3 separate regions of the Homo sapiens genome follow, and all the other regions are linked to region 2. The links are chromatin loops, found by intact Hi-C in ENCODE. Cell type or tissue: dorsolateral prefrontal cortex. All regions are shown on one strand. Each heading gives the region's core, and the rest is flanking DNA. Links, peaks and the distances in the headings are about the cores only.

Region 1 (6,184 bases), core at 1,760-5,759, 540 kb before region 2:
TGCCCTGGGAGCGACTCCTGTCTAACATGGTGGCCCCTAGACTGGGCTGGGGGTGCCCCTTTCATGGCTCAGGGCCTTGGTTCTTCGTGGTAAACTGGCCAGCGGGACTGATAGACTGAAGTGGGCTTGAGGATGGCTTCAGCTCTGGTAGGGGAGAGAGCTTCACTTGTTCTTGGGGTCTTCTTGGTCTGGGCTGGCTTGATCAACACTCTGCACACCTGTAGAACCCATCTCTGCAGCCGCCCCTGGTCTGCCCTGCATTTGAAGGGAGCAAGACGGGAGCTGGTCAAATGTGGCTTCCTCTGATTAGGCTTATCAGAGTCCTCCATCAACCCTAGGACAGTGAATCAGGATGTTCTGGTGGCACTTTCAGTCTACACCCCATCTGCCCAGCAGTGCTGAGAGGCTTCCCAGTTGCAGTGAGGGTCGCAGCACCCTCACTGAGAATTACTGTCCTGGAGAGGGGGTGCTGTGCCCCTCAAGTGGGCTGGACCAGAAAAAAAGTTGAAAACCAGGCTCAAGAGCTGGCAGAGACCTCAGGACTCCTGCCTGGGAGATGATCAGAGATCCCTTAGGACCATAGGAATGGGGTATGTGGGGAAAGGGTCATGTAGACGGGGTTAAGAGAGTCAGAGTCAGGTTATAAGACGTTTCTGGAGCGTCTTGGGGAGATTTTCTAGAGACCTTGAATTAGGCCCTAAAAATGGGTTAGATTCAGTTGGCAGTAAAGAAAGCCCATTGAACCAGAGGGAGTAATGAGCAGGCCTGGGGAGGACCCAGGGTCAGGCTAGAGCAGGCACGGGTGCTAGGAAGGAGGACAGTGCGTGTTGGATTCATTCCTTTATCCTCCCATCCACCCACTCTTCTGTCTTCACCCTCCCTCTTCCCCTTCAGTTATCCATTCATAATCATTTATTTGTTGGACGGGGGAATTCAGCTATGGTCCCTGTGTACAGAATTGCTGGTTTAACCAAGGACACAATCAAATGAACACGTGGAGATAGCATGGGTGATGGATTGATGTGTCTTTCTATGGGAATAAGTGTAAGTTGCTATGGGAGCTACGGGGGTACTTAAGCTTGGGGCACCAGGAAAGATTTAAATGGACACCTGCTGTCTGAATAGGAAGTACAGGAGGAGTAGGGGTAGAAGTGCATTTCAGACAGAGGGACCACTGAGCTCCAAGCCTCAAAGCTAAAAGAGCATGGTGCCTCCTGCAACCTGCTAGCATTCAGAAGGGCAGGGGTTGCGTGTGTCCCAGGAGGTGGTTCATCACTACTTGGGGTCATCAAGGGGAAATTTATCTCATGAGAGACATGCCCAGAGAAGGCAGCAGGAGCTGGAAGATTAGAGGTCTTGTGGAGGCTACTTTGAAGAGTCTGCACTTCATCCTGAGCAGATGGGAAGACATTGGAGGACTTGAAACAAAGAGTGACATTATTAGAAAGCCTGCCTTGGCTGCAGATTGTAGAACGCGTGGGCTGTTGGGAGAGGGTGTCAAAACCAAGTGAAAGGGGGATGCTGGTGAATCCAGGCAAGAGAGGGTAGTGGCTTGCACTGAGCAAAGGAGATGGGTGGGCGGGCGTGAGAGATGTTCAGGAGACAGGATTACCAGTGTTTGGTGATCAGTCAGGCAGGGCGATGAGGGGCAGGAGGAGCCAAGGGTGGCGTGGGAGCTTTTGGCTTGGTTGTCTAGATGGTGGGGTCAGACTTGAAGAGAGCAGGTTCTGAGGGGGAAGATGAAGAATCCAGTTTTGGACAAGTTCAGTGTGAGAGGCCAGTAGGACACATTAATGAACTAAGCAGTAAGATATTGGGGCTTAGCAGAGATGTTTGGGAGCAGAAAGTCTAGGAGAGGGCTAAGGAGCAGATCAGGGCTTGGTGGAGGAAGATGGGAAGGCTGCAGAGGAGGCTCAGCAAACAGGGTGAGGGCCAGCAGTGTGGATCCAGAGAGACTGTTTGGGAAGGAGATGAGGTTAGCTGGCCAGATGCTGCTGAGGGGGTGAGAGAGAGAAGAGCCCACGAGTGTCCTTCGGGTAGGGGACTCTGGAGACAAATTTCCGGGGAGGGGTGCTGAGGGCAGAAGCAGGGTGCACTGGGAAGCAGGTGGTGTGGACATGAGGGAGGAGAGGTAGTGGATGGAGACAGGATTAGAGAGAGGAGAGGAGGGAGCCTGCAGAGAGGAGGGCGCGGGTGGATTTGGGAGATGGGGATGTCTTTAAATTGGGAAGGAGCAGATCCAGGAGATAGTGTGAAAAATTGGGGAGGAGCATTTGGACGCATGGTCAGAGGGGGAGCCACAGAGGCAGGCAACCCTGGGAGGTGGCAGGAAATGGCAGGGAAGAAGCATGTCCTGGGACCCCTGGGGACAGCACGGTGGACAGAGATGGCCTTGGGATGCATGCTGTGGCCTCATGCTGAGGAAGCTGCCTGGACACACCTCTAACCACTGTCTCTGCCTGTCTCTTCCTTCTGCCTCCGCTGGGCCCGACGCTCCGCAGCTGTGTGCTCCTGCCTTCTTCCTCCAGGGCCTTCTCCAAACGGTATTGGAGCTTAACCTTCTCCAGGTTCTTGTTCCCCTGTCCTCAGCAAGCAGGCTCCTGAAGATGCGGAGCCTGGTCCCCAGCCTTTAGAGAGGAATGTCATCACCACGGAGCTCGAGGGAGCCCCGAGGGACAGACCGAGGAAATGAGGGATAAAGTGGATACTGCCCAGCGTTTGGGGGCCTAGAGAGGAAATATTCTGGGAGGAATGTATTCATGAGTTTTCCTTAGTGATTTTAAGAGAACAAGTGTATGAGAAAGATTGGTCTTTCTGCCACTCCACTCAGGGGATCCTGGGGCTGTTCCCTCCCTGATGGTTTTTTTTTTTGGCCCCTCTTTGTCTTGGGTTTTTGGCTCTGGGTCCATATTGGGTTGGGCATAGCCATAAGGGGCCATGAACAGACCACAAGCAGGCATTCAAGTGCAACCCTGTCTTTAAAGAGGACACCCTGCTGTGCTGCCACCTGCAGCTGGTGGCCTTGGAGTGCCCAGGGAGGACATCAAACTGGGGGTCCCCATAGCAGCCAGGTCACTGCAGAAGCTGTGTAGGCCCTGCCTCCATCCTCCAAGGGCACCTTTCATGTGGACTGTGACATGCATAGCAGCCCCTGGAGCTGTGCACTGCAGCAGCCCTGTCCATCACCCCTGCTTATCAGACGGTCAGGAATGCAGGTGCTTCCTGCATCATGTCACCTGCATTGTGGGTCTGGAGGAAAATGATAAGTTTTTTTGCTTTATGCCCTGGTGACTTAGAGATAGTAATAAAGCCAGTGTTGCTCTGAAAGATGCTTCTAATGGCTCAGCTCTCTTGAAGTCACCCTGGGGAGATCAACACCAACACCAATGGCAAAAACAATGGTACTAACAACAATTCTAGTAATAGTTACAGTCACAGCCATTTACTAAGCGCCTCCTGTGTGCCAGGCGCTCTTCAGATGTGTTCTCTCATTTAATTCTCGGAGCAGCTTATCTCAGATCTTCATCTGAGAATACTGAGTCACTGAAGTTGAGTAATCTGTCCAAGGCCTAATGGCGAGGAGGTGGCAGAGCTGGAACTAGAGTTGAGGTCTGATTCTAGGACTAAGCTTCCAACTGCTGTAGGTTGGGGGAAACATGGTGTCATCAGGGTGTCGCTGCACAGGAGTGTGGCTTGGGTTGGCTGTGAAGTGATTCATGGAGGTGGGGGGAAGCTGATATCTTTCTCTGCTTTGACTGCTCCCACCATCTATGGCAGAGCGTCTGTATGGATGTACCATCCTCGCAGAAGGAACCCAACAGAAGTCACTTGGAGAATGAATCCAATGATTTCATTGTTTAATAAATGAGATTACATGAGGCAAGCTCTGTAAAGTGTCTATCACAGTCCTTTTAATTATAGTTAACATTTCCGGAGTGTCAGGCCCTCCATGTATGGATGTGCAGGTTGGGCACTGCACAAGGACACTGTGTCTAAGGGGCTGCATTTCTAGCACAGACACCATATACTTGTATTTATTATAACAATTTCCCAATAGGTGGCAGTAAAGTGTCTTGTTCTAATAAACTCAGAAAATATGACAACTTTCTGACATGGAAGTAAAGAGTCTTAAGCACATTTTTCTCTAATTGTCACAAAGACACCACATGGGCTAATAGTCCTGTTGAAGGTTTACATGAAGCTCTAAAGGTTATACAGGTATTAACTTCCTCAACCCTCACCCTAACCTTTAGAGGTTGACAACTTTTGCTAACCATTTTATAGATGAAAACATTCAGCTATAGGAGGTGAAATAATTTATTTAACGTCATACATAGTGGAGTTAGGACTCACACCTGTGTTCCTAACTGCTGTTATTGGTGGTTAACTATCTAAGGCAGTACCTGCCTCCCTTGCCCCACCTTGCTTCCTCATGTAGTTCTTTGTGATCATTGAGGATTCCTGCCCAACTCTTTCTGGCAAACTCTTAGTAGGCCAGAATTGACACACACTTGCTCGTCTCTGTAGTGGAGAGAGACCCTCCCCAGCAGTGTGCTTTGGTGCTCTGGGGAGCCCCTTCTCCCATTGCTCAGTTGTTCTCTTTCTGGCTCACAATGCAAGTATTCTGTCCTCACAGGGGACAGGCGTGAGAGGTGGGGGTTTGGGGCTGGAAGGTGTCTAGGGGTGGGGAAGAAATACCAGGACAGATGATAACCCGGAAGGGTCTGAGCCAGGAGGCAGGAGAACCAGGCTGGCGGGCAGGCACATGGTCCTCTCTGGGACTGAGAGGGGCTGAAGTGGATCTGCCAGGATGGAATAGGCAGTGTGTGCACGCATATGCTGTGTGCGTATCAGGGAGGGGCAGACCCGGAGCAGCTCAGGGGGCATCAGAGCCTGCATTATGGGAGGAGGGGTGACGGGATTCAGTTGGAACAAGGTGACCTGAACCCTGGATGAAGGTGCTGGAATTGTGATCCTGGAGAAGATGATGCCTGGCCGAAACTGACTTAGCTTTTTCGTTTCTGCCTCCCTGTTTGTCCACTTCTGTCTTTCCTTCTCTGTTTCTCCCTGCACTTGGCATTTCTTTCTGTCCTATCTGTCCTTCTCTCTTGTCTTTTTGCCTTGGTCTTCCTTCCACCTTTGTCTCCATTCTACCTGCTGTCCACTGCAGTCTGAGGACACAGACCTGCCCTACCCACCACCCCAGAGGGAGGCCAACATCTACATGGTTCCTCAGAACATCAAGCCAGCGCTCCAGCGTACCGCCATCGAGGTGAGCCGTCCGGGCCTGGGCGTGGGGGCTGGGAGCAGCCTGCCCTTCCCCTTCCTGGCCCCAGCCTTTCCTGGGGCCCGGGGCCTTCTGAGCCACTCTCCTCATTCTGTGTGCTTAGATCCTGGCATGGGGCCTGCGGAACATGAAGAGTTACCAGCTGGCCAACATCTCCTCCCCCAGCCTCGTGGTAGAGTGTGGGGGCCAGACGGTGCAGTCCTGTGTCATCAGGAACCTCCGGAAGAACCCCAACTTTGACATCTGCACCCTCTTCATGGAAGTGGTGAGCCCCACCTCCCTACTGTCCCCTTCCAGAGTCCTGGGGCTAGAAGTTCTACATGTCCCCGAGCAGCCTGGGGCTTGTGCTCCAATTCCCTGCGGGATCCAGGGTAGGACCCCTCACTTTCCTGTGAACATGGGGAGAAATGCTCATACCCTCCTCACTGGAAGGGTTCAGGCCTCTGAGTAGGACAAACGGGGCCAACCTGCTCCTCCTATACCCAAATCCTAGATCAGCGAAAGTCCCAAGGAGACATCCCCTGGCTGTTGTCCCTCTGGGACAGGTTTCAGTCCCCTGGAGCGCCCTTGGGGACCTGCTAGGGCTTGGCTTTCCAGGATTCCTCCAAACCTTTTCTGACCATGTCCTCCCCCAGCCTGGGCCCCCTCAAAGGAGCTCACCCCCACAGCCCTCAGGCCCTCCAGGCCTCTCCACCTCCCTGGGATGCCTAGACCTAGTGGCCAGAGTAAGGCAGGTCTGAGGAAAAGAAAATGGTTTGCAAGATGAAAGCGCTGTAGAAATTCCAGGCCCAGTGGCTGTCAACAGAAGCCTCCTCTTGGCCGAGCCAAAGCCGCCCCTGAAGGAGAGCATATAAATTATTTCAAGTTGTGTTCAAAGTGCTTTTGGGGTGTGTGGGG
Region 2 (7,478 bases), core at 55-4,054:
CGGGCGAGGCGGCGAGGCGGGCGCTGCGGCCCGAGCGCGGGTGCGGAGCCGGCGGGCCGCGGCCGGGACGGGACGCAGCCGGCGACAGAGCCCCGGGCGGGCGATGGGGCGGCGGCGGCGGCGGCGGCGGCGGCGGCGGCGGCAGCGGGCGGGAGGGGTGAGGCGGGGTGGGGTTGGGGGAGGAGGTGGAAAACCCGAGCTGGGCTATTGTATCAATTAAGAAAAGGCAGTCCGTCCCGGGACGCGGTCTCTCGGCTCTGGAGTTGCTGCTGGGGGAAGAAATGGGGAAAAAAGAAAGGAAGGCAAAAGGAATGAAAGAGGGGGAAAAGCAGGAGGCAGGATTTCAGGGCTGGTGGTTTTAAAAGCTTCTCTCAATGTGAATTTGAGTCCAAAGCGAGGCGATGCGTGTGTTTATATAGAGGCGGGAGGCTGCGCCGTGGGCGCCCCGCCAGCACCCCCCCGCCCCAACCCGCGCGCTCACAAAGCCGGAGGCGTGGTGAGAGGCCGGGCCCGCGGCCGGAGCTGGAGAGCGCAGCCCGGCCTCCCGCCCCGCCCCGGCCGCCCGCCGCCCGCCGCCCGCAGCCCGCCCGGGACCCACTTGTAGCCGCCGCAGGATCAAACTCAGTTCACCTCTCGCCTCCTCTTCTTTCTCGCCGGCGTCTCGCTGAGCCCAGCGCCTACAGACGGACGAGATGAGACACACGCGCGCGCACCTACGCGCACACACACACAACACACACGCGCACACACACAACACACACACCTCCGCACACACGGTGCGCACTCGCTTAGTGCCTGCTTGGCTTCTAGGCTCCTTCCCTTCCTCTTTTCCTCCTTCCCAGGTCAGCGGTCCCCTCCTCCAGCTCCGAGCAGTCCCTCCTGGGCCGAAGCCCCGGCAGCGGAGGTCCTGGCCGGACTGCCCCCTCGACTGGCAGGCGCCCAAAGCCCTCGAAACTGTGCCTTAGGGTCCCGAGCTTCCAACCCCCGGGATCCCGCTGGCTCTTATCTCCAGGGACCCCTGAGTTACCAGTCCCAATCCCCCTAAGCCAGATCCCCCATTCCCGATCCCTATATCCTCACACCTCCGATGCTAAGGTCCGCCCCCGCCATATGTCTCTTACCCTACGGAACCTGGAGGTTCTCCTGTCCCCGTCAGCGTCCCAGGCTGCTGACTCTGCAGCCCCTCCTTTCCTGCACATTGGGACCCCCCTCCCCTGCTTTTGTAGTCCCCCTCCACCGCCCGCAGCGTCGGGGAACCCCGATACTGGTCCGGCAAGTGTCCTGCGCGGGGACAAACGCGGCGGCCCCGGTACCCAGAGGCGGGAGAAGACGGGCACAAACGTTCATTGATACAAATGAGTAAATAAACATGCTGGGTGAGCACGGCCACCTTCTCAGCGCTGGCAGCAGAGGGCCCGGCGCGCGTGCCTGTGTACGGTGTGCGTGTGGCCCGGGGCCGCACCTGTGTGTTCGCGCGCGTGGCCTTGCGTCGGCCCGACGTCTGAGGAGCGACGTGGTATGTCTGTGGGTTTGTGTATTCTTTGTAGAGCCATGAGTGTGTCTGCGCATCCGTGCATCTGTCATCTGGCCTCTCCTCCTGCGAGCCTGTGTTAACATGGAGCTGCGTACAGCAACCCCGACATTGGTCTAGCTAATGTCTGCCCCTCTCTCTCCCGTGCATCCTGCTTCCCTCAGCCCCCCTTGGCTCTGGCGTTCACTCTCACACTCCCGGAGCCAGAGTCGATATCCCATCTTTAGTTTAGAGTAGTGTGTGTGTCAACGATACTAGACTCCGCTTTTAACACCTTGCCTGCACCCAGTACGAGTTCTGCTTTAGAGTTCACGAGACGAGAATGTGTGTGAGCGTCTAAGGTGCGCACAGATGTGTTGTCCCTCCCTGTGTGAGCGCTTCCGAGGCTGGTGTGGCAGGAGATCTAAACGCTGGTCTAGCTCCTAGCGCTGGGTCACCTCGGCTTCACTCTCTGCCCTGGAACCCCACCTGGTGGGCAGTTATAGTACTACAGATTCGGGGAAACAATTCCCTCTGCTCCCTTTCCGCACTCGCCCTTCATAGTGGGAGATCAGCTCCAAAGGGCCGGGTTGTAGGCTCCCAAAGCACCCCGCTCCTGTGTCAGTGACCTCAGACGTCCACCCCAGGATGCTTGGGGCCGGACACTTACGAAGGCCCTGTCAGGATCACTGTGGTCCTGAAACAGGGGGCTAGGAAGCACCCTCGAAGCAGGGTGGTTTCACAAAACAGTCACATCTGAACAGGGCACGTCAAAGTGCCAGAGCCACCCCACACCCTATCTGAGGATGAGGCTAACATAAAATGGGGTTGGGGGAGATTGTTAAGGTCTTGCTGGCTTGAAGAGCTCTAAGAATCTAGCCTGACCCCCAGACACAGCACTGGCCACAAGGTGGTGAAATGGGCAAGGTAACCCAGGAAAACTCACCTGTGGAAATCTCCATCTCCTAAAGGACAGACATGCACACAGCTTTATAGAGATGCAGATAGATGTACAGGCTGATACTGAGCACACACACACACACAAAGGATCATTGTCACAGTCACAAAACACCCACCTTCCAGCCACCAACCCAAGAGACCACAGGAGGTGTCTGCCGTGTGGGGATCACAGCCCCAGAAGTCCCCCAACACGCCAATTGCCTTCCTCCCATCCCCTCACTCCTGGGTGGGGGTGGCTTTGTGCCCTTTTGTCCTCCACTGCTCAGCCTCTTTTCCTGTTCAGGTATAGAGGAGGAGTTGGGAGGGTTGTGGAGGAGAAATTCTGAGTCCTTACACCCTGTGCCAAGTGGGATCCTGGGGAAAGTCTGCAGGGATGTCACAGCCCCACAGCAATAGTTGCTGGATTTCCTAATTAGAACCGCCTCTCTGCTCAAATCTCAAAAAGTACTTCGGAAAGATGAAAAGGAGAGCATGGTACTCCACTCTAAGACTTCCTGGAGGTGCTGTGGAGAGTGGGGGTGCTGAGGCCATGGACAGGCTTGTGAAGAGGGTGGCTAGGACAGAGAAAGCTCGGCAACTGTCTTTGCCAGTCAGATTCCATCAGAGGACTTTCTTTCATTAACCTCAGATAGACTTCTGACTCTGATCCCAGACAGAGCCCTGCTCCAAACCTCAGTCTAGCCTGTAACCCTGACCTAAAACAGACCTCTGAGTCTAATCCCAGAATGATCCTTAATCCTGGTCAAAGATTGACCCTGTCTCAAAGTCCAGACTGAATCCCAGTACTACCAAGTATCACTTTGGCTACAAAAGTATGACTGGCCCCTTGTAGACTGCCCCAAAGCTGCGGCACAGCTCAACCCCTGAGGCACTTGGGAGCACAAGTGTGTTCTAGGAGGGAATATTTGCCTCATTCTAGCCTTGGGATGATAAGCCTGTTGCCTAGTGGTCATCCCTCTCCCTCCGGGCTGGTTGTAGGAACTCCCAGACTGCCACGCCCCACCACACACACACACACACACACACACACACACACACACACACACACAGAGACAACTCTTTCCCATAGGCCCAGAGCATACCCCCAGGCTTCAGCTATTGCCTGCAGTGCTGCAGTTCAGGGCCTGCGTCACACGACCCTGTAGCCTTTCTGGCACTTTGAAATCAGTCAGAGCAGCCTGGGACATGAGTAAGGAGATGCTGGTTCAAGTGGAGCTCTGCCTGGTGACATTTGCAGTCTTTGGCAGAAAGGGCCTGGGAAATACAGAAGGTAGGCCTCAGGCACTCGGAATATGCAGGCAATGGGCAAGCACAGCCTCTGCACCCACTTCCCTAGCTCAGAAAACACTGCATACAGGGGCAGGTCTGCCTAAAGTCCTGCTGCTCACAAAGACACAAAGCTACACAGCGGTACTGTCTGCCCTGGACTTGCTACACCCAGGAGAATGAAGGCATTACCCCTTACAAGTCCCTTACATGCGTGCAGTCCTGTGTAGCCAGTAATTCTCTTCCACAGCTATTATATTTCAGTGAGATAAAATAGTGAGATAATACTATTTTTAGATATTAGATTTACTTGTTACATTTTGCATTGATGAGAAAACAGAGGGCCAGAGTCCCTCAATGCCCACTCCCGCCACACATACACACACACACACACACACACACACACACACACACACACACACACACTGTATTGTCCTGTTTCCCCTCCCACCACACAAGCACACATCTCCAGGAGCCATGAGATCCTGTCCATTCGGCAGCTTTCTCTTTGTTTAATGTCCATGCTTCTGACAACTAAAGCCGACAACAGAAGGAGCTGTCAATTTTACACTCAATTTTGTATAGTTTTGGCCTTGAATTTTTTCAATTGATGCTAATTTGCTTTTTTTCCCCTAAAATTATTTCTAATCCTTCCACCCGGAGCCAAACAGAAAGGGGGAAAATGTCCAGGATCAAGACGACCACTTGGCCCTACTGGCCAGGGAGTCCAGAGAGCAAAGAGACCAGGAGGCAGTGAGCAGGAGGCAGAGCCGTGTGTTCAGGGACCAGAAGAGTTTGCGAAAGCCCTCCCAGCCTCTGGCCTGCACCTTGGGCTGTCTAGCCTGAGGGACAAAGCCCAGGATTTCGCCTCAGGGAGCTCTTTGCTCTTAGTCCTGTCCTGCCTTGCTGGCATGAAGGAGTCCTTGGAAAACTCAGCTCTCGGCTCCTTCTCATTCTTCCCAGGGCCTCGGGCTGGCTCCCTTCTGTTCTAAGTCTTCTTGGTACACTGCCTGACAGTGGCGGGGCCCTTTGCCTGCAAGATACCAAGTCCCATGGGGAAACGACATTTCTGAGGAGCTATGGAGGAGAGGGACCTGGGGCGGCAGGTCCTGCCCAGACCCTTCTCCAGAGCCAGAGCAGAAACTGTGACTCCGGTGGGTCAGGGATGCCGCTTTCCCCTGGAACCCAGCTTGTGGCCCCAGATATTCATCCCGAGGCCCAGGTGCCTACCCTTCCCCCACTTCGTGCCCTCCCTCCAGAGCCGGCGCCACAAGATCGGCAGCCCCCATCCAGTGCCCAGTCCTCAAGGGCAGCTTAGAGGGCGCTCCCTGCCTGTGCCCTGGCTGTTCTGACAGGGGCTGGGATCCCTGCTGTCCAGGCTGGGTGGGGATAGGGGTGTATGGTGGCACTCAACCCAGCTCAGCTTGGAAATCACCGCGGTACCAGGAATTCTGCCTTTAGGGGCTAAACTCTTCTCCTCCCCCCACCCCTTGCAGCTTCAGGGGCTCTGAGGCTGTGTAGAGAATTCACTGACCCCCGAAAACCACCGCCTGCCAGAAACCCACCCAGCCCACCCGCGCCTTGGAGAGGCCATCCTGCTGTTTCAGTGTTGCTGAAACAGAGCTGGGTTCTGGGCTCTGTGTGTTTATTTCCTAAAGGCTGGCTTCTTCTCCTTCTTTGTTCCTTAGTGCCACTTGCTCCCACCCCACCCCCAGGTATCTTCGGATTTTGATTTCGTTTTGTTTTAGATAACAACCACTATCCAGGCATCTCTACCTGGCAGAGCCAGATGCAGGCACAGCCTGGCCCCTCACTCCCAGCCCCTCAGAGAGGAACAGTGAGGAGGGAGCCCCTCACCCACTCCTCTGCAGCCTTCTACGAAGGCGGTGGCCTTTGGGAAAGAACTTTGCTTCTTTCCCCTTTGCCTGAATATGAAACAAGCCTCACGTCATACCTCATCTCAGAAATCTCAGCTTCAGAGACTTGCCTCAAAAGGAATTTTCAAAAAGAAGTGGAAATACCCCCATCATCCCCTGTCAAAGCCCCAAACTCAGTCCTTTTCCTCCCACCCCACACCCAACCCCAGTGAAAGCAATCCAAAAAAGGACTTGCCAATGGAGAGGACGGGTAGGTGCGAAGAACGCAGCTGACAGCTGTGTCCAAATCAGCACGGCCTGGAAAAGAGTAGCCTGCTCGGTGGCAATGGGACACCGGCAGTGCCCCAAGCTGGCTGTGGCTGGCAGCGACACTGCTGCAGTGATGGCGTTCCCTCAGGCCCGGGGAGCCAAGAGCCCTTTATAGCCTGAAACCTGCCCTGGCACCGCCTACTGGGCGGTTGCAACGAGGGCCTGCAACTAGGGGAGTCTCTAGGAGCTGGGAGGGCATTCGTCCCAGGACCCCAGGGCCAGGGCCCCACACACAAGAATCTGGGATTCAACCTCCTCCCACCAAGGCAACTGTATGTCCTGGTATGTGTACGAGACTGTGTGTGTGTGTGTGTGTGTGAGTGTGTGTGTGTGTGTGAGTGGGCATGTGCTCGTGCTTAAACGTCCATTCAAAGACCTCAGATCTCATTCCCTCATCCTCTTTCTCTGGCAGTAACAGTTTTTGAAAGGATGGGGAGAGCAGTGTGTTTCTGCTCAGTTTATCAAATTACACTCAGTGACAAAGGACTGAAGTGCATTTTCTTGAAGGCTTGACAATTGGGATCCAGGAAGAAAAAAGAGGCATGACAGAGAACCCAGAGCTTTTGTCGAAGGTAAAACACGGATATGAAAAGAGGGGGGTGTGGTTGGGTGGCTTTCAGTGAATTTGTCTTCATGTTGCTTGGTGTTAAAAACTGCTTCCCCCCACCCTCCACCCAAGCTACAAACATCTCACAGATCCCAGAAATTGCAAGATTGTTGATTTTTAAAAGGAACACTGTTCATTTTGGCACAGGCTGAATCAGACAAGCTGGGGCACAGCCTCCTCCCGCAGGGCCCCCAGGTTCTCTTTCCAGCCTCCCATGCCAGGGAAGCCTCCTCTGAGAGGTCACTTACCAAGATCCAGTGCCCTCCATACTGCTCACTTCAGTCTGTCCAGCCAGCTTCTCCTTAGGGGTACAGTTGGGACAGGAATGGGGTGGGCTTCTCCCTGCCATTCAAAGTTCTGTCCTGCACTTGAACTCCGAGGGTTGCTAGATGGAGAAGAATGGACTCTGGGGGCAGGTTTGGCCTGGAAGCAGAGCACACAGGGGCCCTGGACTGTTTATCTCAGAGGTTCGCATTCTTTGGGAGCAGAAGGGAAGCCAACAACCTAAGTGACCAGCCTCAGGTGCAGAAGGCTAAGAGGAAAAATATCCCCTTATCTAGAGCTTGGAGACGATACCTGAAGCAAGTCCACCCTGCCTGCTGTTCCCAGCTGGCTTTTGTTCATAAGCCCACCACAGGCAGACCAGCCAACTAACCAGGAGCCTCGCCCAGAGACCTCAGAGAGCAGAGTCAACCTGAGAATCTAGTTGGCAGAGCTCTCCATTCCCAAGTCCAAAATGCTACCAAATCACTTCCTCTCGCCTGAGGCTGAGACTCCTGCCCACCGCCTCTCAGGAGATGGAGAGGCAGAGCAGAGAGGCTGGGTGGTGGCCTGCCTGAATATCTACCTTTCTTCTCATGCCTACAGCCCAGCTCCAAGCTCACAGGGGCCCTGCTGCTGGAGCTTTAGCTAGTTTCTTCTCCAGACACTGGTGTGGCGGCTGGAGCAT
Region 3 (6,184 bases), core at 1,760-5,759, 550 kb before region 2:
TCCAAGGGCCCAGCACTGGGAGCCTATGCTCCCCTCTGGAGACGGCATTGGTAGGGCAGTGGCACTGGTCTGCGGAGACGTCACACTTTCCATCCTGGCCCCACCCCCTCCCCCAAATAAACATCCCTTGAGCTTTGAGGGCACTGCCCAGGGCTTCCTCAGAGGCCACTGGCTTCTGAATGAAAGGCCCGATTGAGCAGCTGCTGGAAAGGAAAACAGCAGCCAACATGGGTGAACCTATAAAACCCAGAGTGTTTATTTTCACTCCCAAACCCTAAACCAAAGCAATTTCTCCCCTGGAACTGACCCTGGGGCGGCTGGCGGCCGGAGGCTGTGCATGGCCACCGGCTGGCATTTCTCTGAGGAAACTCATGTGTGAATCCGGAATGTCTGGGGCCAGGGGAGGGCCTGGCACAGTGTCTGTCACTGGTGCAGCTTCCAGCTGCCTGCCGGGTGTCTGGGGCAGAGAGGGCCCTCCTTGAACCACTCTCCCAGTGCCTCTGACCTGTGGCTCTCTGGGCCTTTCCCCGGGGGCTCCTACAGCCCTCTGCTGTGCTCTTTGCTTCTCTCTATATGGTGGGTCTCGGGGCTGCCCGGACATTGGGGCCATGGCTGCTCCTTCTCCCTGGTCGAATATTTGAGGAGATAGGCAGGGGTTGCCCAGAAAACACTTGTTGAATAATATTGAACTTGGGAGAGGGAGGCTGTCCTAGAGATATTGCCATCCAGACGGCCTGAGGGTTGCACCTTAGGTGGGGTTTGAGTGTATGGCTGGGATATCAATTCTCTGGACCAGTGGAAGGGCATCTGTGGTATGTGCTTGTGTGTTTATTAATGTGTGTGCCCTGTGCAGCAATTAGTCATAAAAAACATAAAGTGATACTTAATTCAGTGACTTCTTTTTTTTTTTTTTTTTTTTTTTTGAGACAGAGTTTCGCTCTTGTTGCCTAGGCTGGAGTGCAATGGCGCTATCTTGGCTCACTGCAACCTCCGCCTCCCAGGTTCAAGTGATTCTCCAGCCTCAGCCTCCCAAGTAGCTAGGATTACAGGCACCCACCACCATGCCCAGCTAATTTTTTGTATTAGTAGAGATGAGATTTCCCCTTGTTGGCCAGGCTGGTCTTGAACTCCTGACCTCAGGCGATTCACCCGCCTTGGCCTCCCGGAGTGCTGGGATTACAGGCGTGAGCCACTGTGCCCGGCCAGTTCAATGACTTCTTTTTGTTGTTGGGGTGGGGTTCCCACTGCTTTGTGAACATCTGTTGTATGTACTGGGTTTGCTTTGAAATGAAAGGCTATGACTTGAGAGGACTTAGAACACGTCACCAACACCACACCTAGCTCCGTCCTGCCCACCCCTTTGGTGTGGAGTGGGTAGCATTGCTTCCCTGAACGGTAGCCTGAGCTGAGTTACTCTTCATTGTAGATTGGTGTTTCTCACAGGGAACCAGGGAAGAAGGTGTCAATTTGGCCCCCTCTGCCAGCTAAGAACTGCTGTTGTGGTTGGAGGGATCATAAGCTCTGCTTGTAGAGCTGCCCGCCCAGATGGAGGACCCTCAGGCAGCTCTATCATGAGGTCACCACGTTCCATTCCAAGGGATGACCCTCAGCTTAGGAGGGGCCCAGAAATCCCTCTTTGAGGCCCTCCCAGGTCACTGGGCTCAGGCGGTCCAACTTGGCTAACTGAGCCAATGAGAGATGGCTGATAGACCAGATGCCACGTCATTTATTAATTTACAGGGGTGAGTACCTCTCAAGAAAGTAGAAGGTCCTGTGCCCTCTTTGCTGGCCTTACAGCTCCAGGTAAGGTCACAGTGGTGGGCCAGGTAGGTGATCCTATGGGATGGTCCTGCCAGACCAGGCTGCAGTGAGGTTTGATGAGCCGGAGCTGCCCACAGCTGGGGCCACGTCTTGATGACCGGTGCCTTAGTTTCCCTCAGATTCAGACTCAGTCCTGGGTGGTGCTGGGGATTTCTTGCTTTTGGGTTTCCCAAGTCTGAACTCCAGTCTTCCTTCCCAACCCCTTTTTAAGCACAGCTTTTTGTTAAGGTTGGCTCTGGCTGGGGCAATCCACCAGACGAGCTTAAGGAGGTGTTTTCCAAAGTGCATTGGAGGCTTGTGAAATGCTCCACTTAAAAAGGGTTCCTGAGTAAGAGAGACTGGGAAACACTGCACGCTTCGGGATTTACAATGCACAGTGGCATATGAGAGGCTCTGAGGCGGCTGCAGGGAGGGAGCCTGTTTAATCTGTTTAAGCACTCATTAGCTCCCCAGAAAACCCACCACTCAAAGAACACATTTTGGGAAACACTGATCTACAGGATTCCGTCCAAATTGCTCAGCAGGAATCCAGGACCATTTGTGATCTGCCCCTCCTCCCCTCCTGCCTCCACTGTCCCCACTGCCCTGGTGCTCCCTTCATCCCCTCAGCCAGACCAATGGCTTGCTGATCCCCAAGTGCCTAAAGTCTTTGGTGTGTTTACCCTTGCCATGCTTGCGCCTGGAATGCCCCCTTTTCCTTGGTCTGCACGGCCTACCTCCTCATCCTTGAGGCCTGCTTTGGGAAGCCTGACTTGGTGCCAGCAGGCGACATCAGGTGCTCCTCACCCCTGCCCCTGTATACTCCACTATTAAGTAGCACATCACCTTGTATTATACCTGTTTAGGTTACAATTTCCAACCAGTAGTCACACTCTTAAGAGCCTGGATTATGTCTCATTCATCTTCCTATTCCTAGCACTGTGCTAACCTCCCACAGGATAGCCAATCAATAATTGTATAGTGAATGATGCATACAAATAACGCAAGAGTGAACGTCTTTGTACATACATCTAGCTTTTTGGTGAATCTGGATGACTCCCAGGAATATGGGAAAAGGGTATAAATGGTTTTATGTTTTTCAGGGCATAGTGCCCAATTGCTTTTCTGAAGGGTTGCTGAATTGCTTCCAGCAATAAAGGAGAGTACCTATTTCATCAACTCTTTGCCCATACTGGCTTTTTATAATTTTGAACAATTTTTCTTAATTTTATAGGAAAAATATTGCTGGAGTCTAGTTTTAATTTGCGTTGCCTTGATTATTGGCAGGCGATCCCACCCTCTCTGAAGGGCCCTTTCCTATGAGGTGGCATGGTGGAAGGAGCACTGGACTAGGAGTCAGGGGGTCTAGTACATACGATCATGGCCGAGCGACTTGGTCTTCCTGGGGAAAGCTCCCTTTTAGGAAAACTGGGGTGATACTTCCCACTCTGTCCCCGACCCTGGTGGTCTGAGTGGTTGGTGGGAAGGCCGAGGAGGAAAGCTTAGTGTATTGTGAACGCAGAAGGTCCTCCCCGGAGCTCCAGGAAGGTTGGAGCAGCAGGGCTCAGCCCGAACAGCCTGGTGCAGGGCTCTGGATCCAGCTAAGGAATCGTCTGCCTGAGGCCTGGTGATAGGTCCCTGACTCCCTTGTGGTGATGCAGTGAGGTAGAATCCTTGTGTGCTCATGGCTGGATCCTCCCTGGGGCAGCCGTGGTCCTCAGAGCTGCAATCCAAAGTGCTTGCCTCAGCTAGGGCACGATGTGCGCTGCATATGGCTTGTGGGTGTGGCCCTGGGGAGAGCCCTATGCTGTGATGCACACGCAAAACCCAGCCCCTCACCTTCCCCTCCACCGCTTTTTGGGAATCTGCCTCTCCCTCCTCTTAGCTTTCCTGGAAGAGGGATTTGTCTGTGAGTGTGTCTGGCTGTCCTTCATCTGACCACCTTGCTCTAGCAACACCCCTACTCCCCTTTTTCCTTTTTTTTTTTTTTTTTGAGGAGTGGGGTCCCGTGCAGGGAGAGGCCAGGCCCCTGCACACAGTAGCCCAGTGTCTGAGGCCCCAGGCCTCCAGGCCTGCTCTTTACAATGCCTTTGTTGTGTGTTTTTTCCTCCCATGGGCGGGTGGGGCACGTGTGTAGGTCTGGGTGATTTTTGTTTGAAAGCCACCCCCTCCCCGTTCTCCCCCCAGCGCTGAGCTCATTGCCTGGGCTGATGGGGCTGCTGGAAGGAGTCAGCCTGCTCGGGGGCCAGCGTGGGGGGTGCTGCCAACACCAATACAGCGTGCACAGCCGCTACAATGTGCAATTGTGATCTTTGTGTAAACGCGGTCGGTCTGGGGCCCGCATGCTTATAAAAATAAAGCGTAGGGAAGCACGGGGCGGGGCGGGAACAAAAGGGGCTTTTTCGCTGGCTCTCTAATATGGTTTTATTTATCGGAATGCGCCCTCCTTTCCTTACTGGAACCTGGAGAGGTTCTCTGCCGAGCTTGGAGCTGATGGTATCACAGCCAGACGGTTTCATTAAATGCACAGATGCCTCTGGGCCCTGCCAGGGGCAGGACGGAAAGGGCTCAGGGCCGGCCCTGCCAGGTCCAGTGCATGGAAAGGAGAGCCCCATGCCAGAGAGGCTCCCACCAGGTAGGGGTGGGCAGTTCTCTCTGGCTCCTTCCCCTGCCAAGGGCCTCCCATTGCCCTCTTCTGTTCCACAGAATCAGGCTCAAAACCATTTTCCTGCAGGAAGTCCTCCATGATTTGTGCCTGATGGCTGTCAGGCTGATCCCAGGCTGGTGGCTGCCTTCTATTAACCAGACCCAGCATTGCTCAGCCAGTGGGTGGCCATGGCTGAGTCCGCCCCTTAACTTAGATACCTCCTGCTCTTAAAATCAGCTCTTTGGGCAACAGGTACAACCTTGGATCCTGCTCTCTCCATCCCTTGATGGGTTTCCTGCCATTGCCCACCCCAACCTTCCCACCTCTTTCCTGGTCACTCCTTGCCAGCCCCTTTCTCTGCCACCTGTGCAGTGGCCATGGTGTCCCATTTGGTCTTCTTGTGGCCAGGGAGCCTGTCTTGCTCTTCTCCCCTTTGTGCGGAAGCCCTGTCTCCCCATCCCAGCCCCTGGGTTGTGTTTGAACCTGCATCCTTCTGAGGCCAGCGACACAGAGGCCATTACCTCTGAGGCCACTGAGGCCCTCTTGAGGTCACAAGGGGAGTGAATGGCAGTGCTAGGGCTGGACTGTGGGGCTCAGAGGGCACAGGCCATTGCAGGATGGAGTAGGGTGCCAAGGGTATTGAGTGCATGGTTAGGCACTGGGTTCAGCCCTCAAGGTGACATCCCATTAGGAGAAGCTGAAGGGAGTCCCCTTCTCCAAGCCCTGTGTTCCTCTCCCAAGTTATATGCACTCAGACCCTCTCCTGCATTGGTTTCCAAAATGTGGTCCCAGAAGGCAGCATGAGCATCACTTTTAGGAACTTGTTAGAAATGCACATTCTCCAGCCCACCCCGGCCCTGCTGAATCCGAGTCTCTGGGGGCAGCACCCAGCAGCCTGAATGAACCTTCCAGATGATCCTGCAGCATGCTCACATTTTCAGAACCACTGCCCTAGAGTCTGCTCTAGTGACACCAACTTGCCTTTGGGACAAGGTAGAGGGAATGAGTTGTGGCTGGGTCCCAGGGTGGCGTGGCCAAGGCTGGCAGGCTGGAAAGGAGTTTGGGGGTAGCAGGGAGCTGCAGGGGCCTTTGGGTTTCTCGCACACCCCTACTGCTAAATAGCTGCTGAGTCTGTGCACTTCCCTTTAGCACCCCACACCCATCTAAGCCACCATTATTCCTCCCTGGACCACTGCAGTGACCTCAGAACTGGTCTCCCTAGACCTCATGCTCCCTCCAGTCTGTTCTCCATGTGGCAGCCAGAGTGAGCTTGCTGAAACGCAGACCTAGCCACGTCAGTCTGGTGGCATCCCAGAGCTCACAGACACCAGCAGCTCTGCTCTGCTTCCCCTTCCTCAAGGAAGCCAGATCCCTCCCTAACACATTTCACTGCATTTTATGTCTATTCTTCAAGGCTCTGACCCAAATTGTAATTTTACGTTAGCTTGTGTGGATATTTTATATTTAGTTCAAATTGTATTCTCAGCCCCTAGCACCTAGCACCTAGCCTGGCATAAAGAAGGCACTCAATACATGCTTGCTGGATGAATGAATGAATAGATGAATATACCATACAGGCACTCACTTCCCCCAGCTGGACCCTGCTTCCAGCAGCCACAGCTCAGGAAGCGGCAGAAAAGGGGATGCTCTCTGGATCTTGTGCCCATTTGCCAGGACCCAGGCTCCATGTCCCCACCGTGGCCTCCAGCTGGCCTCATGGTGGGGCTAGGAGAGCCC

What was found. Hi-C counts contacts between places; a loop is a spot of excess contacts. Peaks named below come from ENCODE experiments on the same cell type or tissue, not always from the same donor. Only the 100,000 strongest peaks of a DNase experiment are listed, where the experiment ranks them.
Region 1: it touches region 2 in a loop (2.7-fold over the local background); 51 of 110 quality-filtered maps call a loop at or near these places.
Region 3: a loop joins it to region 2, with 4 times the contacts of the local background. A loop is called at or near these places in 19 of 110 quality-filtered maps.

The regions. Positions count from the first base shown.
Region 1 is chr2:71,606,075-71,612,258 of GRCh38, forward strand. It overlaps DYSF (dysferlin), which reads left to right. Exons shown (of 56, transcript NM_001130987.2): 37 at 5,171-5,272; 38 at 5,391-5,552. Among named protein-coding and RNA genes, the nearest start is that of DYSF, 140 kb to the left of the region's middle. In dorsolateral prefrontal cortex, for the core only: CTCF peaks have their summits at 4,045 (motif pointing right) and 4,247; no DNase peak of the experiment used is centred there; H3K27ac peaks cover 1,780 bases.
Region 2 is chr2:72,148,533-72,156,010 of GRCh38, forward strand. No RefSeq gene overlaps it. Among named protein-coding and RNA genes, the nearest start is that of CYP26B1, 4.4 kb to the left of the region's middle. RefSeq lists a silencer at 2,645-2,820. In dorsolateral prefrontal cortex, for the core only: CTCF peaks have their summits at 1,988 (motif pointing left) and 2,187; DNase peaks (open chromatin) are centred at 529, 1,409 and 1,999; H3K4me3 peaks cover 2,274 bases; H3K27me3 peaks cover 1,015 bases.
Region 3 is chr2:71,592,227-71,598,410 of GRCh38, forward strand. All of the region lies in intron 32 of DYSF (dysferlin), which reads left to right. Among named protein-coding and RNA genes, the nearest start is that of DYSF, 130 kb to the left of the region's middle. RefSeq lists enhancers at 1,851-2,350, 5,795-6,184. In dorsolateral prefrontal cortex, for the core only: no CTCF peak of the experiment used is centred there; DNase peaks (open chromatin) are centred at 3,508 and 4,015; H3K4me3 peaks cover 607 bases; H3K27ac peaks cover 4,000 bases.